Linked DNA regions of Mus musculus: region 2 is linked to region 1. Evidence: chromatin loops called from intact Hi-C (ENCODE). Cell type or tissue: left cerebral cortex. All regions are shown on one strand. Each heading gives the region's core, and the rest is flanking DNA. Links, peaks and the distances in the headings are about the cores only. Region 1 overlaps Cdh4 (cadherin 4). Region 2 overlaps Cdh4 (cadherin 4).

Region 1 (5,385 bases), core at 313-5,312:
ATGTATGTATTCGATGCACAGGTGTGATACATGCAGGCAAAACTGTTCATATGCACAAAATAAAAATAAATTAATCTCTTTTAAAATTAAAAATAAAAAGACACTCTTTTAAAACATGGGACTTTTTCCTCTTGAGGCTCTCCACCTCTCTACCAGCTCAGAGTGGATGGCAGCCCAAGCCTGTCTCCCATGATTCACTGCTAGGCCAAATCTCTCAAAGCCCCTTCACATGGGTTCCTCCCCAGAAACCCCCAAATGCAGAGGTCAACAGCCCAAGGCTCTGGAAGAGAAGGCAGGGGAATCCAACATAGGCTTGAGTATGTGTGAGTAATGCCTGTGTGCTACATAGGTACAGATGTCAGGTGTGTGTATGCGTGTGCATATCTGTGCAAAGGCACAAATCTGAGATGTGCTCAGCCTGAGTCACAGATAACAGGTATTCAATGTATGTTATCTATATACAGGTAGCAGGTGTATATGTATATTTTACAGTTACGGATATTAAGTATAAGTATATGTACACATGTGTACATAGATTTAGATATTTTGGTATATACATAGGTATATGTTCCTGTGTGTATACATAGGTTCAGATGTGGATTTGTGAACATATGTATGGATTCAGATATTAGGTGTATTTATGTGTGTGTGTCTATAGATATAGATACCATACTAGATATAAGAAATCATCTATTATTTATTTGTGTTTGTATGTGTTTGTGCACATATGTGGGGGCGTACACACCTCGGCACACATGCAAAAGCCAAGAAAGGCCTCCTCTATCAGTCTCTCCCATTCCTTTGAGACAGGGTCTCTCCGTGAACCTGGGGCTGTGTTTTCTTGGCTAGGTTAGAAGACAACGCACCTATTGATCCTCTTGTCCCTGGGCTTCAGGCATGTATAGATCACCAGCTTGCTACAACGGTTCTGGAACTCAAACTCCAGTACTCATGTTGCACACAAACACTCTAAATCAATGAGCTATTTTTCCACCCCCTAGGCATATACAAAAAAAAATTAGACTTTATACAGGGAAATTTCTAAACATAAAAGTCTGATGAGGGGCTGGTGAGATGGTTCAGTGGGTAAGAGCACCGACTGCTCTTCCAAAGGTACTGAGTTCAAATCCCAGCAACCACATGGTGGCTCACAACCACCCATAATGAGATCTGATACCCTCTTCTGGTGTGTTTGAAGACAGCTACAGTGAACTTATACTAATAAATAAATCTTTGGCCGGAGCAAGTGGGGTTGGCCAGAGCAAGCAGAGGTCCTAAGTTCAATTCCCAACAATCACATGAAGGCTCACCACCATCTGTACAACTAAAGTGTGTACTCATATACATAAAATAAATAAATCTTTAAAACAAAACAAAAGTCTGATGAGAGGTAAAGGGGTGTGGAGCAGAGTGTGTGTTATATGTGAGAGGTGTGGGGGAGTGTGGGGTGTGAGTGGGTTTGTGGGTGTGAGTGTGAAGGATGTAAGTGGGTGTGGGGGAGTGAGTGTGGAGGGGGTGTGAGTGGTTGGGAGTGGTGAGTGGGTATGTGGGTGTGAGTGGGTATGAGTAGGTGTGAGTGGGTATGCATGAGTGTGGGGGTATGAGTGGATGTGGAGGTGTGAGTGGGTGTGGGGTGTGAGTAGGTGGGTAGTGAGTGGGTATGAATAGTTGTGAGGGTGTGAGTGGATGTGGAGGTGTGAGTGGGTGTGAGTGGGGGAATGAATGGGTATGAGTGGGGGGAGTAGGGAGGAGTGAGTGAGTGTGAATGGTTGTGGAGGTGTGAGTGGGGAGAGTGGGTGTGGAGGTATGAGTGGGTGTGGGGTGTGAATGGATGTGAGTAGGTGTGAGTGGTGTGAGGGTGTGGGTGGGTGTGTGTGTGTGTGTGTGTGTGTGTGTGTGTGTGTGTGTGTGTGTGACTTAGTTTCATGTTTGTTTTTAGCACCTATATTCTTAGATTCAATTAAGGGATTTATCAAAGGAGACTTTACTTTCTTACAGAGACACTGAGGCATCTTCTTTCCATTCTGGCCAGGGTTGTCCTGAAAGGATCTGCCTTAGAGAGACAGACCTGAGCCTAATCTTGCTTCAGGTTAAAGGAGAAAACCCAGAGGAGGAGAAAGCTGAGCATCTGCGCTCTTGTGCATGTGCTACCAGGGATGTGTGAGCCACACTTCTTAATAAGCATTTATCGATCGAGCAGGAAATTTTCTCAGATCTGCATCCGTGTCTGCAAGTCCCCCGGTGCTGTAGGGATGGGGCGGGGCGTGTTTATAAGGACTCTCCACCATCACAGAGCCCATCTGTGTGCTGCATGACTCAATTTGCAGTCACTTATACACATCTCTGCAGCAATTGATCAGAAAAATTGATTTAGATTCTGTTTTAATACCCTATTTTCTACTGGCAGTCAGTGTCTTTTGCAAATGCCAGCTAGGACCTCGTAAATGCCCGTGTGGATTTTGTCAAAAGTTAGCACATTTTTTTTCTGAAAGCCTTTGAGCTAATAGTGTTGGGAGGCTTACTAAAGGAGATTTTTTTTTTCTCTCAATGATCCAATTAAAATGATCCATGAGTTTGAGGCCCCAGGAGGGAGTCTGGCGAAAACACCATTTGGGGTTTGAATGGCTCATTTGGGGGATGTAGAAGTTCTATTAGCCCATCACCTGAGGAACTGCTTATTGCTGAGCCTAGTGACTACCATAGTGGCAGTCACTGTTGTTCCTACCAGATTGTGATGGGATGTTTTGGTCCAAAATTAGCACATGTCCCTAATGGCATGGAAAAGAGAAAGGTTGTCGAAGACACTGGCCTATCCCTGGTCTAACCTTTTACAACATCAAGGTGACTGTGGAGAGGTGGAAAGGTGAAATGGAGAGGTGGGAATAATGAAAGTGTCCCACCTGCCAGCCAACATGGAAGAGAGATGCATCTTAAACATTGCGCTTCTGGTTACCAGACTACGAGGCACTGAGAGCAAGGCAGAGGCCAAGACCCAGGATCTGCGTCAACCCTGGTGCCAGCCCTATGGCCTCATGACAGCATCAGTAATGACATCCCAGGGGGATGAGCCACCGCCCTCTCCAGACAGTCAAGGGACCCCACGAAGCTTCATCCCCTACAGAGGCATCCTTGTTGTCAGTGGGTGACACTCGGGAGACAGCCCTGACAGAAGGAAATGAAATGTCACAAAATCATCCCGACTCTCCAAAGGAAAGCCCGAGTAAGGCCTGCCGTGCCTTCAGAGACCGACAGCCAAATCCTTCATCCCTTCAGCACCCGACATATGGCACGAAGTAGGGTGTGAAAGATAAATCTCTTTGGATAGGTGCAGAAAATCTGTGTGGTGCTCTTACTGCTCGGCTGCATGGGAAGATGAAAACAGCCGTCTCTGAGCACAGAATTTTAATGCCTCAAAGCCCACCCTACAGATTGGCTGTTCTAATGTAGGACTAATGCCTGCTTAGTGGTGAGTGTAGGAGGTGTGGGGAGGCCAGAAAGAGAGAGCCTTGGGCAGCTGTGCCTAACCTTTGACACTGCAATATGCCACAGGCACATACAGGGTATTTGCTCAAAAACAACTTGGCCAAGTTAGAAAAATAAAATAAAATCTTAAAATGCTTTAAGTAAGCTTTCCTGTTGGGTCCCGTTTTAGCCACCATGGTACACATCTGGACAGAGGAAGCCAACCCCAGGAGCATTGACTGGACAGTGACCTGCCTGAATTAGCAGGGCCCTGGAAGACCATCTCCCTCCAGGGCTAGGACTGCCCACGTGAGTCCAGATGCAGGGCTAAGGGAAAAGAGGTTGACAGTCACCAGGCAGGTCCCCTGCTTGGCCTCTCCACCACCTTACTGATTTGCTGGGGCCATGCACAGATCCAACGGGCTCTCAGTCCGACCGACAGGCTCTTGGCTCTGATGGCTCTCAGCTCTCCAACCCTCAGCCAAGATCAGGCTGTTTCTCCTCCTTCCTGAGCCTTGAGTCAGTGCTGGCCCTGAGTTTAGCATGGAGATAAAGAACAAGGCTAAGCACATGGATATGGCTATGCACCCACACCTGCAGAGTCCACTGAGTGCCTTGAGGAAACATAAAGGACACACACATGTGCGTGCACACAAACGGAGACATACACACACATACTCATGCACACACATACACATATACACACGCATACACACACAGAGAGACACACACACACACGCACACAAAGAATAAAACCCCTTTGCACATGAGCATGCTCAGAGACTTGCATGAGAAGAGCCTGGAATCCGCAGCACTCCATAGCTTTTGAGCACCACTGTCCCCAGAATCCTTTAGGTCTCAGTAGATGGTGCAATATGGTAGCACATGCCTTTAATGCCAGCATTTGGGAGGCACGGGCAGGTAGATCTCTGTGAGTTCGAGGCCAGCCTGGTCAACATAGTGAGTTCCAGGAATAAGTAGAGAAACATTGTATCAAAATAAAACAAAAACAAGAAAAGCCAACCCACTATTGCACATACATGTGCACACACATGCACACACATGGACATACATACACCATGAAAAAAGAAAAGCAGTGTCTTGTGGTCACCCAGTCGGTGTTTCTCATAGAATAGGCTCCAAAGACAGGAAGCAGACAACAATGGGTGTCTAGCTCACATAGTAGAAATGATACAACAGGACCCTGGAACTCCTGATCTCTGAGATAAAGCCATGCAGACTCTTGTTTTGGAAAGGAAAACGAGGGCCACCCTCCCTCCCTTCCCCAGCCAGCTCCCCTGAGTGCAGTGTGGGCATGTTCTGATGGCATCGGCAGCCTGGCAGCATGATAGCAATAGAGTTGTGTTGCTTCACGGGGAAGTTGAGCGTGCAACCTTGGTTCAGAACCGCTGATGTGCAAGTGAGGCAAAACCACTGCTTGTAATCACACACGATTTTATTTATCGACACAAATACTACTTGAGCTGCAGCTTCAGAAGTGCTCCACAAATCGAATTATTAGTAGTGCCATCTTCAAAAAAGACACAGGGTTTTTGTGTCTAGGTCATGGTGTTATTTTTTTTCCAAAGTACTTTGAAAGGTTTTTGCAATTAATCTGCCGTTCTATTTGATTGAAACTTCAGAGCTTTTGACCCGGTCACCTTCCTGCAAAGCAGACAGAGCATGGTGTGCCTGACAGTCTGCCTTGGTGAGGTGGGACCTTGCAGAGCTTGAGGGATCATCAAATACTGAGAACACAGCATGGGTGCTGCCAATGGTTAGAGAAGGGATGCTGGGATAGCGGAGTCCATTCTCCTCTGTCTTCCTGGATGTGAGCTCCAACTTTGAGCTGAAGGCCACTTTCTGTGTGGGGATGCTATCGCATTCGATCTCTTGTGCTAGTGTGAAAATGGGCAGCAAACT
Region 2 (5,385 bases), core at 125-5,124, 65 kb before region 1:
CAGCTTGGCCATCCTGTGGTCACTAGTCGTGTCCTCGCTTCCTGAAGCAAGGCAAAGTGTGGGAAGGGCCACAGGGAAGGCGAGGCTGCCTGTCCCTGCTCATAGAAAGGCATAGTTCTGGTCCCTCACAGAGAAAGAGCAGGAGCAGGGCCCCATGTTCAGGACTGGCTCCAGACACAAGTAGCCAATGCTGCCTGCACAGGGGAAACTGAGTCAGCCACTGGCTCTGAAGTGCCCAGATTTCCTGTGTCGTGGCTCCCTCTTTCCATCCCGCTCCCCATGCTGTTATCCCCCTGCCTCTCCCCAGAAGGTCCTGCAACTTGTGCTTTTGTGGAACATGGGCAGGGTTGTGGTGTGAGCACATAGATGCATCCATGTTGACATGACTGTGGACACGTGTGTGTGGTTTCACTGCACAAAAGTACACGTGCATGAATGTGCATGTGGAAGCCAGAGGCATCTTTAACCGTTCTTCACTTGTATGCTCACACGGGGTCACTCCTTGACCTCAGAGCTGGCTGGTTTGGCTAATCCAGCTATCAGATTGCCACAGTGTAACTCTGTCTCTGCCTCAATCTAGCTATCAGATTGCCACTCTGTCTCTGCCCCCTGGAGGCCAGGATTACAGTCAAGTGACATGCTGGGCTTTTATGCGGCTTCTGGGCATTCGAACTCTGGTCCTCAGGCTTGCATGGCCAGCGCTTATCCACTGAGCCACCTCTCCAGCCTCGTTGGTATCTTGTATCCACCTCTCCCCCAAGAACACACTGTCCACGGTGGCTGGCAGTTATTTGGCCTCCTTTATGTGTCTGCCTTTCTCGGGAAAAGCAAAGCAGCCCTTGCACCTCATAAATTTTAACTGCCTCTCGGCTGATGTGCTCCACGTCTGGATCGTTTTATCAAGCTCACTTTGATTGTGAGCCCGAGGGCTGAGCCCTCTTCCCGTTTCATCTCTGAGCAGCTCCAAGCTCACTCTTGGCACGGGGCTCGTAAGAAACCACAAGAAGATAAATACATGCAAACATCTCTAATTGTTTTACTTACAGGCGTCTGACAATGGATCAGAGATGTGTGTGGCATGCCACATCAGAGCCCTGCATGCCATTTCTTCACATGCCTTAATCTGCTCCTTGGGTATTAGCGGTTTGTAAAACACGATTTATTTGCTTAGGATTTTCTTCATAGCTTTAAAACTGTGCATGGCGGAAAGGGAAAATTTAATCTCTGATTCCCCATTAGTTTTTGCTAAGCAGGATTCCTGGGGTTAGCTCTGTTCCACACAAATATTTTGTTGGTGATGATGACAGCTTGGGGTTGAGGAGGGGAGAGAGAGAGAGAGAGAGAGAGAGAGAAGGGAGATGATGACAGACGGACAGACAGACAGACAGACAGACAGACATATTGTACAGGGCACTGGGCTGCATAAGGATGTTGTCATACAAGTATATGCTATGCTTTGAGCACCTTCCCCTATCTCCACAGCCCTGTCTCCACCCTCTGTCACCCTCCTTCCTCCCCCAGATAGTTTTGCTTGTCACATCATGCAAGTATACTTGATTTTATGTGCCTGTATAAAGCCTGAGGTCCATGCATGTAAGAAAACGTGCGATGGTTTTCCTCCTGATCTGGCTTATTTCATTTAATGGTCTCCAGCCCCTCCCTTCCCCTAAAACAACATAGTTTTCTTCATTTTTATGGCTGAATAAAATTCATTGTGTGTAGAAACCACATTTTCTTTATCTGCTTCTCCGAGGCTGGATGCCTAGGTTGGCTTTGTAAGTGCTCTGGGTGGTTCAGTAATGAGCCGCCACATCGAGTACCTGTGATGTGTGCTGGCTTTGTGTCTCTGGAGTAAAGGCCAGGCACAGCATAGTGAGTGGTGTCCTGAGAAACCTCCATACTGACTTCCACCGTGGCTCGACTAGTTGACGTTCCCACAGCAATGTAGAGACTCCCTCTCTCCACTTCTTCTCTAGCATTTGTTAGTATTTGTCTTCTTAACAATTGCCATTGTTTGGCGTTTGGTTGGTTGGGTTAGGGTGGTTTGTTTGTTTGTTTTGGCTTGGTTTGATTTGGTTTATTTTAGTTTGGTTTGGCTTGATTTGGTTTGGTTTGACTTGGCTTGGCTTGGCTTGGTGTGGTTGGCTTGGCTTGGCTTGGCTTGGCTTGGCTTGGCTTGGCTTGGCTTGGCTTGGCTTGGTTTGGTTTGGTTTGGTTTGGTTTGGCTTGATTTGGTTTGGTTGTTTGTTGGTTGGTTTGTCCGTTTTTTTGTTTTTTGTTTTGTTTTGTTTTGTTTTTTGATGCAGGAATTTTTCTTTTTCTTTTTTTTTAATTAAGTATTTTCCTCGTTTACATTTTCAATGCTATCCCAAAGGTCCCCCATACCCACCCCACCCCCATCCCCTACCCACCCACTCCCCCTTTTTGGCCCTGGCGTTCCCCTGTACTGGGGCATATAAAGTTTGCAAGTCCAACGGGCCTCTCTTTGCAGTGATGGCCGACTAGGCCATCTTTTGATATGGTTTGTCCGTTTTGAGATAGAGTCTTACTCTATACTCCAGCTGCCTAAAACTCACCACACAACCCAGATTGGCCTCAAATTCGTGGCTCTCCTCCAACTTCCACCTTCTGTGCTGCTAGGATGAATGTGAGCCACCATGCCTGGCTCCTTTCATGTGTGATAACTTTAAAGACTAAACATTTCTCTTAAGACAAAATCCAAGTCTTCCTTCTGCCTAAAACAAAGGATTTCCAAACACACATGTATACCACACACAGACATATAGAAATATATATACATACACATGCAAAACACATACCACAACACATACAGAACACTCACACCGTAACACAGACCCCACAGCACACACTCATACTTCAACACACATACTACAACACATACACATACCACAGCACACATACATCATAACATATATGTGTATCACACACAGAAACAGACATGCACATACACATACCACACACCACACACCACAAACACACCCATACTACACACACACACACACACCTATACCACACCACACACACACACACACACACACACCTATACCACACCACACACACACACACACACACACACACACACACACACATACATACAGTCCACATTCTGGACTTTAGCACAGGGACATGAGCAGAGCCCCTAACCTAAGCTTCAGGTTGACTAGCACAGGACCTGTAATGGAGCCAACCTCATCTTGCCCACTTCATCTGGCTTTGTTTATAATGTGTAAACTTCCCAGTGTTTTCCCAATGTTTCCCCAGGAGAAAATTTTTTGAGTGAATGTAATATGATGTGACTCATATAATTTAAGAGGTGACAGCCAGAGACAGAGGGAACACCCACAAAGAGCAGTCCAAACTGTCATTCTGTCCTCCAAACCATGTCACAAGATGCTCTGTGCCAAGAAACATGTGGGTGCTGAGACTTCAGGGATGGCCTTAAACAGCACAGTTCCCGGGACCTGCAAGCCAGCCTAGTCAGTCAGTGACCTCTGGGTTCAGTGAGAAACCCTGGCTCAGAACGTACAGTGGGAGGTAATGGGGGAAGACACTTGCCTTCAAGCTCTAGCCTCCACACACGTGTGCACACCTGAGTGTATGCACACCACACACACACACACACACACACACCTGAGGGTATGCACACCACACACACACACACAAACACACCTGAGTGTATGCATACCACACATACACACACACCTGAGTGTATGTACACCACACACACACACAAACACACACACACACACACAAAGATAAGGGTCCAGCCCCCTAGTCACTGGGGAGCAGGCAGCCGTGGACTATCACCAAAAGCAGAAGCATCAAGCTGGAGGCTGCGCTGGTTGGAAGAAGACTGTGGGAGTGGGGTAGCCAGGAGTGTCCCTGTTCCTGAGCAGCAGACACAGGGAAGACAGCGGCCTTCTCCCAGCCCACGGCTCTCTTGCCCTGCCCTTCCCTAACCCTAGACCCTCTGAGCACTGCAATTCTCTTACAAATTTACCAAGCCCCAGAGTGTTTGTATACGTAACCTCAGTCTGTGGATGCTTGTGTGGACATCAGAGTCAGAACCGAGGCGTTTGAAAAGCAGTGTCTGACTGAGCATGAGATGTGCTGCACGTGCCAACACAAACAGTGATTTATAAAGCTAACTCTTTGTCCCCCAACAAAGCCAGCTGACAGAGGAGAGGGCTGGCACAGGCATTGTTTCCGACCTGTCAAGTTGTGGGACACACCACTGTGTCTGCCCTGGGCCTGTCATCTGGTGGAAATGTGTGAAAACCTCAGCCAGCTCTGGTATGTTCACTGGAGGACGCCTGTCGCCTGTCCTTTCCATGGGAATTGTGGGTATTCTACTGACATCAGATGCTGACCAGCATCATATTTTTTTGTCTATGTACGTGTGGTATATATGCATATGTATATGCATGCTCACATGTGTGTATGTGCAAGTGTGCATGCACAGGTATGTATAAGTTCATGGTGGTCTGAAGTTGACATTGGGTGTCTTCCTCAATTGTTCTCGATTGATTGATTGATTGATTGATTGATTGAAACAAAGCCTCCTGCTGAACCCAGGGCTCACAGGTTCTGGTTGGTCTAGCTAACCAGCTTGTTTTGGAGAGCCCCTGTCTCTCCCTCCTGGGGAGATGGGATGGCTGGGATTTCAGGTGGCCACCACACCTGCCTGGCTTTTACACGGATTCTGAGGCTCCTTTGTGCAGCAAGCGGTTTATCCACTGAGCTGCCTCTGCAGCCCTGGCTGGGGTGTGGCAGGGGAAGCTGCGGCAGGAGCTCAGCAGAGCAAGCTGCTAGCCTCTCTCTTTTCAGGACAGCATCTCACCTGCACTCAGTGGATTTGCCACTAGAAGCTTGAGTTCCTACGATAGCAGGAACAGCAGCTTAACCGTCATGCATGCATCCGAGAAGGCCCTGCAAGGAGGGAAGCCTTAGCTCAACGCCCCAGCGTTTCCAAGCTTCTTCTGCATGCAGTAGCAGCAGGCTGTGTCCTTTTTATTATAGAATCACGTTTCATAGCATGGTGTCATAGGCCACTTAACACTCGGAGCCTGTAACTGTGCCACTGCCCTAGCAGCTGGAGCCTTTTGGTGTGACTGAGTCAGGATGTCAAGATGGGGTATCTGAGTGGATATAATGAGATCACGGGGTCTGATAAAAGAGATCGGGTTAGAGAACACTGGGAGAGAACTCAGGCTGAAGCAAGACTCTTATATGGCCATGAGCCTGGAACCTCAGCAGCCTCCAGGAGCTGAAAATGCACAAGAAGTGGACTGTTCGTTCCCCAGGAGCCTGGGAAGGAATGTGGCCAGGCTGAACCCATTTAGAACCTACCCTTTAAAACCATCT

What was found. A loop is a pair of places that touch in the nucleus more often than their neighbours do. Peaks named below come from ENCODE experiments on the same cell type or tissue, not always from the same donor. Only the 100,000 strongest peaks of a DNase experiment are listed, where the experiment ranks them.
Region 2: it touches region 1 in a loop (4-fold over the local background); 1 of 42 quality-filtered maps calls a loop at or near these places.

Annotation. Positions count from the first base shown.
Region 1 is chr2:179,751,733-179,757,117 of GRCm38, forward strand. All of the region lies in intron 2 of Cdh4 (cadherin 4), which reads left to right. Among named protein-coding and RNA genes, the nearest start is that of Gm36066, 49 kb to the right of the region's middle. In left cerebral cortex, for the core only: no CTCF peak of the experiment used is centred there; a DNase peak (open chromatin) is centred at 3,298.
Region 2 is chr2:179,686,554-179,691,938 of GRCm38, forward strand. All of the region lies in intron 2 of Cdh4 (cadherin 4), which reads left to right. Among named protein-coding and RNA genes, the nearest start is that of Gm36066, 110 kb to the right of the region's middle. In left cerebral cortex, for the core only: no CTCF peak of the experiment used is centred there; DNase peaks (open chromatin) are centred at 2,618 and 3,329.